Linked DNA regions of Homo sapiens: region 2 is linked to region 1. A link is a loop called in an ENCODE intact Hi-C map of the cell type or tissue named here. Cell type or tissue: breast epithelium. All regions are shown on one strand. Links, peaks and the distances in the headings refer to the core of each region. The heading gives the core; the rest is flanking DNA.

Region 1 (5,387 bases), core at 97-5,096:
TAATCCATATCATTCTCAATACTTGAAAAATAAAGATTCTAAAAATGTAATGCCTTCTGTCCCCTATGCTCTGAAATTAATAGTACAGGAGTTATCTAAGCGTAATTCAGTATATAAAAGAGAACTTCAAATGAGCCAAACAATAGTAAAACCATAACAGGTAAGTACTTTCTCTTACTTGGTTCTTAATTCTTAAATCAGAACATGATCATGAGCTGATTTTTTAACCACCAAGTTTGTTCAGCTATTTTGCCATGCATGCATGAGTAAGGAAGTTGAGTATGTTACCCTGCAACATTTCTTTTGGGTGCCGTACAAACAGAAATACAAACTACTAGCTAAAACAAGTATTAAAAATTTCATGCAACTTTTAATTATTTATGTAGAGCCTCTTCTTATCTGCTTGGACGTCTTCTAGTTCATATAATTATATTCCATATCAAATTTTAATCAGAATCATAAAGAATACTATTACCAATAAGCTTTTCCCACTTAATGACATCAGTTCTACCAGCCATAAAAGCTGCTTGTACTGTGTTTTTCACAAATAATCTTGTTTATTCAAAAGGTTACCTCATCAGCACGAGGAGCATCTTTATCTAATTCTCTCCAAGCATGCTCAAAACCAGATTCTTCTGGAAACAAATCTGCCGTATCATCTTCATCTTCAGAACTAGTTTCTATATTTCCTTTACCCCTTGCAAGATCAGGGCCACTGTCACTTTTATCATCATCCTCACTATCCTCATCTTCATCCTCCTCTTCATCTTCATCCTCCTCTTCATCATCTTCACTTCCATCGTCATCACCTGAAGCTCTACCAACACTTGTAATTTCATTTTCAGATTCCTCATCACTTCCTATTTCACTAACGCTTTCTGAATCTTCCTCCAGAGCATCTTTGTCACACATTTCACCATCTGTTGAGTTTTCATAACCATCACTGTCTCTTGTCATTATGAGTTGAACCACTGCAAAATGTTAAAGGGGAAAGAAATTAAGAAAAGATATATGCTGAATTAAACTGAATCCAAATTATCTTGACATCAACTCCAGTAAAAATATAATTTCTATGAAACACAGTAAAGACAAATATATATTCAGTAAATGCTTAGTCAATTTTTATGATAGAAATCCTAACCATAACTTCTATGAAACAGAGTAAAGGAAAATACACTTAACCAAGTTATTTAATGGAAATCCTAACACATGCTCACATCACGCAAGTAGATCCAGACATTCATTCAATACTTAACAGTGTGCCTGCTACGTGCTAAGTGCTCAATATACAACAGTTGGTAAAAGAGAAGCAAACAGTGCTCTCAGTGAAACTTCTAGCTGAGTGAAAAGAATACATGGATATCAAATAAAATCAATATATAGGAAAAGTTAAAATCACAACTAAGATATCCCAGAAAGAATGTTTTCTAAGGGGATTTAATGGGGTCCCTAAGTGAGTGATAACTGAGCTGTTACTTGAAGGATGAACAGGAGTTAAATAGTCAAAGTTAGACTAATAGATGGAAATTTGTTTGAAAGAGCAAGGAAGGTACCTGTAAAAATCTGCCAATAGGAAAAAGCCAACCATCATGTCCAGATCACAGATAGCACAGAATCAAGTAACAAATGGAAATGAAGAGTTAAGTAGAGGCCAAGCTATCAAAAAACCATATAGAGAGCTTGGACTTTTTCATAAAAGCAATGGGAAGACACTGCTGTTTTCAAAAAAGAGGATGTCATCTTCTTTTGGATATTGTCATCCTCAGACTTGCATATTGAGGAGATCACCTTGACTATACTGTAGAAAACTGACTTGGGAAAGTAAAGAACAGATGTGAATATAGTAAAGGTAGTACAGTACAAAAAGCAAGAAATGAAGGTAGCACTAAGTTGGGTGGCAGTATGTATGCAGAGATGTACATGGATTTCAGAGTCAGTCAGGAAGTGAAACCAATAATTACCGACTGGAGATTTGACACGGGGACTGGGAGTTTTGGAAGTGTCAAAGATGAGTCATAGCTTCTTAGCTTTCAGAGCTAGTTAGCTAAGAAGATGGAAAGATGAAAAGGGAACACTGGAAATGAACTAGTTTGTTTGGTGGAGGGAAATCATGAGTTCAGTTTTGAATATGTTGAATACGAAGTGCCACTCAGTCATCTAAAAGAAAGTATCAATAATAAGAGTGTACAGCTCAGAGAAGTCTGGGTTGGAGATCAGTGACTCATTCATACGCAGTTGACAACAGAAGCTGTGATGTGGATGAGATCACCTATAAAGACAGAGAAATAATATTTATACTTTTTCTGCCAGGTCTTGAACTTTGTAATCAACTGTCATGATTAGCAATACACCAAGATTGAAAGACTGTTTTTGCTTAAGATGGAAATTTTAGTCCTCACAACTCTGAAAGGGCTCATTTCCTACTTCTAAAGCAATCACAGGCTTCTATCTACTTGGTGTGTAGATATATCTTACGTGTTTTACTCATCTTTAAGTTGGAGCTTATTTTCTGCTTACAGGCTCTAAGTTTGGAAAATTAAAAGCAAATTTAAAAGTTCAAGATTTAGAATGAAATTGGAACTAATTTTCTCTTGGTCCTATAATCTTATAATAGTTATTCACTGACCAAATATTTACTGAGTATCTACTACATACAAAGAATTGAGCTAGGATAAGGGAAAAGAGAGAAGATTTGTAACACGATCTCATGCTCTTGATGGATTCATAAATAAAAGGTAACCATTTACTGATTTATAAATCTATGTTCTCAATCACCATACAGTGAGAGACATCTAAATTTGCCTGCAGAGAGGTATTTATAAAAAGGCTTCACAAAGATACAACTTGACTTGAGACTAACTGAATGAAAAGGCATCTTGTTAGAAGGAAAAGCAGGAAATGGGCTTTTATGTTACCACCACAACGAAGCAGGGATTAATAAAAATAACTAGCCAATAGAAGTGAAAAGCGCCAAAATGAAAGCATTGTCACAGGTTCTATATATGAGATCTGAAAAACACAACATTGAAAGTTACTATGAGGTAAGCAGAATTTACTTTTAAGCAACAAGCTTAGAAATAACATCTTACAGACCCAGTCTATCTAGTATTGCAATATTTCTCAACTGTCAGTCATTATACCATTTTCATGATTTTTGAATATCATTTTTTTATTAAATTGAATTTTTTAAAAGTTAGTTTTGCTCTAAACAATATTCCTAAAGTCACAGAAGTGATAGGGTAATTACATTGTTTTCTAAGATGTTGACACAGTACATAACTATTAATATTTTAGAAGTTTGAGTATCATCAAAAATCTTCTCACTTATGACAATGGTACACATACCACACTTTGGGTTATATAATAATAAAGTGTTGCATAAGAGACTTAAAGAGGTCTTCCATTTCAATGTTTTTAACAATATCAACTGCATTCAGAGTATTTATTCATTCAATAAGTATCTGCAGCCGAGCACAGCTGCTCACGCCTGTAATCCCATCATATTAGGAGGCCAAGATGGGAGGATCTTGAGCCCAGGAGTTTGAGACAAGCCTGGGCAACATGGCAAAACTCTTTGTCTCTACAAAAATACAAAAATTAGCTAGGCATGGTGGGGTGCACCTGTGGTCCCAGTGACTCGGAAGGCTGAGGTGGGAGAATCACCTGGGCCCAGGAAGTTGCGGCTGCAGTGAGCTGTGATTGCACCACTGCACTCCAGCCTGGGCAGCAGAGCGAGACCCTGTCTCCAAAAATAAAAATAAAAAACCCCAAAAAGTATCTGCTTAGAGCCCACAATGTACACAGCCTTGTGCAAGATAATGTGGGGTTACACAAATATAAATGTCTCTATTCCTAGACAGTATTGCTCTAGTAGTGACTGTAAACATTACTACTTATCCAGCTACTTCAAACAAAAAACAAAAAAAAACCAAAAAAACTGCTTTACCATTTTCCCCCAATTATAAACATAATGAATGATCATTACAAACCAAAAAAAGTTAGGAAAATATGGTTAATAAATAAAACAAAGGTGACTAGCAGTAATTTTTCATTCAAAGATAACTGGTTATTTTAGTATACAACCATATCCCTAAATTTCTTTTCTTTAATTTAAATACTAATTTGTTTAAAATAACTGGTCATATCGTTATTTTGGAACCTATTTTTAAAACTTCATAGATCACAGATGTTTGCATATATTTAATTAATCTCTTAATGATTTGTTACCATTTTAATTTCTATTTTCATTTTTTGAGACAAGGTCTTGCTCTGTTGCCCAGGCTGGAGTGCAGTGGCACGATCTTGGCTCACTGCAACCTCTACCTCCTGGGTTCAAGTGATTCTCGTGCCTCAGCCTCCCAAGTAGCTGGGATTACAGGTGTGCACCACTATGCCCAGCTAATTTTTGTATTTTTAGTAGAGACCGGGTTTTGCCATGTTGGCTAGGCTGGTCTCAAACTCCTGACCTCAAGCAATCCACCCGCCTCGGTCTCCCAAAGTGCTGGGATTATAAAGGTGAGCCACTGTGCCCAGCCAGTTACCGTTTTATTTTAAAAATAATGCTGCAATGCACATTCTTTGCACACATCCAATTATTTATGTAAAATAGATTCTGAGGAGTGCAAGTGCTGGGCATGAACATTTCATGATGACAAATATCACACTGCAAGTCCTCACATCACCTTTACTTCACAGCACTTAAAAAGGCCCTTGCACACAGTAATTGCTGTAATAACTGATGAATGGATAATGAACAGAAGATTATATATGGAGCCGTGTAATCCTTATTTATGAGTAATGCCTTTCCTAGACTGTGGAACCAACAAAATTACTGCAAGCAATGTGGTGGGGTAGAAGGAGTCAGAAGACTTGAGTTGCAGTTCCAGGTCTGCATGTCCTTACATAAGTCACTTTAATCTTGTTCGCTGATACAGTCTTATTGCTCAAGGTAACTAAGAAAATTAAATGAGAAAAGATATGTAAAAAAGTCTGTAAAATCAATCTAAAGGATTATATAGCTATGTTATATTAATTCAGTGCCCCAAATGAAGTGGATGCTAGACTAACTTACCTCACTAATTCAGTGTCAAATCAACTTTGCTGCCGGTCCCACTCCAATCTTATTCTTCAATTTTAGTAACCGGATTCCTATCCTTTCTTCCCACACCTCAAGAGGTCTGCTGCCTGGTTCCACTACAAATGTAAAATGGGATACCACCACTGACTCCCTAGTCCTTGCTATCCAGAATTCACTCCACTGCCTGATACCTTCTACCCTCACAGTGTGATCTCTGCTTATCAAGACCTCTTGGCCTATCAAAACCTCTTGGCCTATCAAGAACTCTTGGGCTATCAAGACCTCTTGGCCTATCAAGACCTCTCGGCCT
Region 2 (5,387 bases), core at 77-5,076, 110 kb before region 1:
TCTTAGACGTCAGATGTAATTCTTATCTTTGCTTCTTTGTGGGTAAAATGTGTTTTTTCCTCTGGCATCTTTCAAGATTTTTCCTGTATATTTGATTTTCTAAAGTTTGAATATGATATTCCTAGGTATAGGGGTTTTCTTGGTTTTTGTTTTCTTTTTCTTTCTTTTTTTTGGGGGGGGGATGGGAGGGGCTTTTATCCTGCTAGGTGTTCTCTGAGATCCCTCAATCTGTGGTTTGGTGTCTGGCGTAAGTTTAGGAAAATTCTCAGTGATTATTGCTTCAAATATTGTGTCTATTCCTTTTTCTTTTTTCTTCTTCTGGTATTCCCATTACATGTATGTTGCATCACTTGTAGTAGCCCCACAGTTCTCAGATATTCTGTTCTGTGTTTGTTTGTTTGTTTGTTTGTTTGTTTTCCAGTCTTTTTTCTGTTTGCTTTTTAGTTTTGGAGGTTTCTACTCAGATATTCTCAATGTTACAGATTATTACCTCAGCCACGTCCAGTCTACTAATGAGCCCATCAAAGGTATTCTTCATTTCTGTTTTAGTGCTTTTGATATGTAGAAGTTCTTTTCAAGAGTTTGGGGTTTCACTCTTGTTGCCCAAGCTGGAGTGCAATGGAACAATCTCTTGGCTCACTGCAACCTCTGTCTCCCGGGTTCAAGCGATTCTCCTGCCTCAGCCTCCTGAGTAGCTAGGATTACAGGCATGTGCCACCACATCCAGCTAATTTTTTGTGTTTTTAGTGGAAATGGGGTTTCACCATGTTAGCCAGGCTGGTCTCGAACCCCTGACCTCAGGTGATCCACCTGCCTCAGCCTCCCAAAGTGCTGGAATTACAGGCATGAGCCACCTCGCCTGGCCTAGAAGTTTTTTTTATTCTTTCTTAGAATTTTCATCTTTCTGCTTACATTATCCATCTGTTCTTGTATGTTGTCTACTTTTTCCATTAGAGCCCTTAGCATATTCATCAGTGTTTTAACAATTCCCAGTCTGATAATTCTAAAATTCTGCCATATCAGATTCTGGTTCTGATATTCAGTCTCTTCAAACTGTGTTTTTGTTTTTTAGTATGTCTTGTAATTTTTTGTTGAAAGGTAAATATGATGCACTGGTTAAGAAGAACTGCAATAAATGGAACTTTACTAATGTGATGAGTTGTTGGGGGAGGGGAAGCTCTATATCCTTTGATTAGGTCTCAGTCTTGTGGTGAGCCTGTGCCCCAGACTGTGAACTTCAACAGTGCTTCTCAGGACCCCTCCCCCCTTAGGTGGGACAGGATGGCTGGAGCTAGCTGAAGCTGGGTATTTCCCCTGTCTCAGGTAGATTAGGCTCTGATGAAGCCCCAGAAGGTTGAACTCTAATAAAATCATTTATTTTGAGAGCAGGCCTGTTTAGAAAGAACAGAATTCTCTGGTGTATTTTAAAATGGTTTCTATTCTCCTCCACCTGCCAGAAGCACAAGGGGTTTTTTCTCTAAGATTCACACCTTGTAGAGACTCAGTAGATAAAACTCACAAAACCATGGGTCCCCCGCCCCCTCACAAAACTGTGAGTCCCCCACCCTGTTAAACTCCGGGGGACCCTGGAATCTCAGAGTTGTCCACACTGAGCCTCCAGCAATTCATCAATTACAGTTCAGATTTTCCCATCCTAGTACTGGTGCCAGCTAAGTTTTCTGCCCCTGTAAATTGTGATTCTCCGTATCTGCCTATCTATCTCCTCAGTTCTGGGGGCAGCTGCTTGCCCTGTGACCTCACTTTTCTGATATATCTATGAAGAGTTATTGATTTTTCATTCTGTTCAGCTTTTTACTTGCTGTTGGGACAGAGTGGTGACTTCTAAGATCCTAACATGTCAGACCTTAAAGCAGAAGTTCCTGCCTATATTTTGCTGAGAGGCATTGGAAAGTTACTTGGCAAAAAATTCTATTTTAAACAGTGAAGAATCAGAAACAATAATCCAATCAGCCCCAGGTCCTCCAGGGTATAAAAGAAGGACCAATGGGTGGAAACAGGTTGGAAATCAGCATTGGCTCACAGGAGAATGATCAAATGATAATGATTTTTTGTGGTTATACCAAACTCTGGATGGGACCTGAAGCTGGAGTTGGAGGATCTACAAAGCCTCAAGGGAAGGAAGACTTTTAATGCTTATTGTCTGCTGTCTCTTTCCTTCCTTCCTTCTTTCCTTTCTTCCTTCTCCTCCTCTTCCTCCTTCTTCTTTCTTCTTTTCTTTTCTTTCTTTTCCCAACATCTTATTCCTTAGAATCATACAAAATGAAACTCTACAGATGGGATCAAAGAAGGCTGAAGATGACAAAGAAAAAAGGGAGATAACAAAAGGAATAGAAGAGGAAATTTTAGGGAATTTGTTGTTAGAAGGTAGAAAAAGGTAATCAGAAATGATCCTATGGAAGATAGGATGCCTCACTTCTGATTAAGAAATTCAAGGTTTTATGGACAGAACTTTAACCCTTCTCCCCCAGTGTCCTGAGAGTGACATCCCCTCCACCCCAGGCAATGGCTCTTTCTGGGGCAGGAAATTCTCCAAACAAGTTTCCAAATTAAGGGTTTTGATTGAGCTCACTTCCCAGAATTTTGTTCTGGCCTCTTTTTCCGATTACAGAATATGAATCAGCTAATGATTCTGAAAAATAAAACTTCGGATACTTCTTTGTACTTGGAGAAAGAAAGAAATATACTGTGCAGTGCTCTTTTGATACATTCCAGAATAATCTTCATATTAACTCAATGGGGAAGCAATTGGATTTCCTCTGAAAGAGAGGAGAACATATCTCCCACATTGCAAAAAAAAAAAAAACCTGTCAATAAATTCCAGGAACAGGAGCTACTACAAATGTTCCCATTTTTTGAAGAGAATTTGTTCTGACCTCACTTCTAAGGGACTTGGTGTATGTGTCTTGAGCTTATTTTCCATTTGCTAATTAAAAGTACCTTGTCAGCAGTATTTATTACTATTATTATTGGTGAATGAATCATCCTCTTTTTCCACCAAATCTACTTTCCAGACTCACCCATTCTAAATGCTGGCTTACAACTCACTCATGGCTGCCAAAACAACCCACTCAGATGAGTCTCCTCAGCGTTTCTCTGCCAAATCCTTTTCCTCTCTAATCTGAGACTAAAAGTCTTATTTGAAAAATTGCCTGCTCTTAAAAAATTTTCTGGATTGACATATGTCTTACTCCCATAACAAAACATTTTTTGCATTCTTCCAAGACCAAGTCAGATCTCCTTAATAAGGCATGAAAAATATAGATTTGCCTTCAGCTTAGTGTCTTCCAGGGCAGACCTGTGAATTCTGAGTCTTGCTAATGAATGGATTGCCAGAGAAGTCTTAGAGACCCACATTCTCTCTGTATTTGTAAGATATCATAGCAGTGGAAATTCTAATCAATGCATTAAAAAAGGGCCGCTCTAACCCTGTACTTTATTTTTCAATTGAATTTCCAACTCTCAAAAAATCACAAAAATAGTACCAAGATGCTCGTACAGCCTTCACCAAGCTCCCCCAAAGTTAACAACTTATGTAACTAGTTAATCAGTTACCAAAATCAGAAAATTAACATTAATTGATTCATTACTATTACCTAAGTGATAAACTTTATTCCAATTTCACTAGTTGTCCTGCTAATCTCCCTTTTCTGGTCCCAGATCCCATTGAGTATCACGTGTTGCATTCAGTTGTTATGTCTCTTTAGACGCTTTAATTTAGGGCTATTACTCAATCCTTCATTTTTCATGACCTTGGCACTTCTAAAAGTCAGTTATTTCGGGCCAGTTATTTTGTAGACTATCTTTCAGTTTGAGATATCTCTTCTTAGAAAATGACCTCTCACACACCTCTGACCAGATTTCTGGAAGGGTATTGAGGTTCTACACTTGTGAGAAAATGTATGCTCAGGGGAAAAATAGTGAAATTATGCCAAATAAATACTTATTTCTTCTATAGTTTAGGAACATACTGAAAAATGAGGCCTCATGCCACTGATCTTTTGAGGCCTATATGAGTCTGAAATGTAGTTATCCTTTTCAAAGCAATCAAGTAGTGTGCAATCAATTACAAAAAAAAAAACCCAGAAAAATGAACTCAAATGGCTTAAGCCACAAAGAAGATTTATTGGCATACATAACTGAGAAATCTGGCGGTAAGTTGAACTTCAGGCAAATGTTGACCCAGGTCCCCCTAAGTCTTTCAACCTTAACTTTACCTGCCACAGTGTTGGCTTCACCTCAGGGATGGCTTTCTATATGGTCACAAGGTGGTTATCAATAAAACTGGGGTAACATGCCCTCTCATCCACATCCAGAACATCATAACCCAGTCACTAGGGCCCCCAGATGAAATGCAGTAATTGCCTTAAACCACCTGCTCTCCTGAGCCAAGAATAGAACCACTGTCACCCAAATCACATATGGGGTGCTGTTAGGAAGCGAAAAGGAGAAATGGATGCTATATTGATATGGTTTGGCTGTGTCCCCACGCAAATCTCATCTTGAATTCCCACATGTTGTGAGAGAGACCCAGTGAGAGGTAATTAAATCATGGGGGTGAGTCTTTCCCATGTTGCTCTCATGATAGTGAATAAGTCTCATGACATCTAATGGTTTTGTTTTTTTTTTTTATTTTTTGAGATGGAGTCTCGCTCTGTCACCCAGGCTGGAGTTCAGTGGTGCGATCTCGGCTCACTGCAAGCTCTGCCTCCTGGGTTCACATCATTCTCCTGCCTCAGCCTCCCGAGTAGCTGGGACTACAGGCACCCGCCACCACGCCCGGCTAATTTTTTGTATTTTTAGTAGAGATGGGCTTTCACCATGTTAGCCAGGATGGTCTCAATCTCCTGACCTTGTGATCTGCCCACCCCGGCCTCCCAAAGTGCTGGGATTACAGGTGTGAGCCACCGTGCCCGGCTGAGATCTAATGGTTTTAAAAAAGGGAGTTTCCCTGCACAAGCTCTCTCCTCTTGTCTGCTGCCATGTGAGATATGCCTTTCACCTTCCACCATGATTGTGAGGCCTCCCCAGCCATGTGGAACTATAAGTCCATTAAACCTTTCTCTTTTGTAAATTGCCCAGTCTCCGGTATGTCTTTATCAGCAGCATGAAAATGGACTAATACATATGTAGACAATTAACTATGTCCCCACAGGCTAGAATCCTTAGTGGTGGAATTGCAGAGAAGTGTATATATGGGGCAGGAGATTCTGTGCCCATGTGTTCCAATGGATGCTCAATGCTAAGATGGACTCAGCAGGAAGGTCAGAAAGAACACAGTCTGGAAGAAATTAGGCATGAAAACTGGGAGAAGGTGGTCTGTATTGCTTTAGTATAACACTGTCTTTGGTGGGCATTTAGACCTATGC

What was found. A loop is a pair of places that touch in the nucleus more often than their neighbours do. Peaks named below come from ENCODE experiments on the same cell type or tissue, not always from the same donor. Only the 100,000 strongest peaks of a DNase experiment are listed, where the experiment ranks them.
Region 2: a loop joins it to region 1, with 8 times the contacts of the local background. A loop is called at or near these places in 1 of 110 quality-filtered maps.

Annotation. Positions count from the first base shown.
Region 1 is chr20:13,775,300-13,780,686 of GRCh38, forward strand. It overlaps ESF1 (ESF1 nucleolar pre-rRNA processing protein), which reads right to left. Exons shown (of 14, transcript NM_001276380.2): 3 at 574-971. Among named protein-coding and RNA genes, the nearest start is that of ESF1, 6.9 kb to the right of the region's middle. In breast epithelium, for the core only: no CTCF peak of the experiment used is centred there; no DNase peak of the experiment used is centred there.
Region 2 is chr20:13,669,119-13,674,505 of GRCh38, forward strand. No RefSeq gene overlaps it. Among named protein-coding and RNA genes, the nearest start is that of TASP1, 33 kb to the left of the region's middle. In breast epithelium, for the core only: no CTCF peak of the experiment used is centred there; a DNase peak (open chromatin) is centred at 3,073; H3K27ac peaks cover 2,021 bases.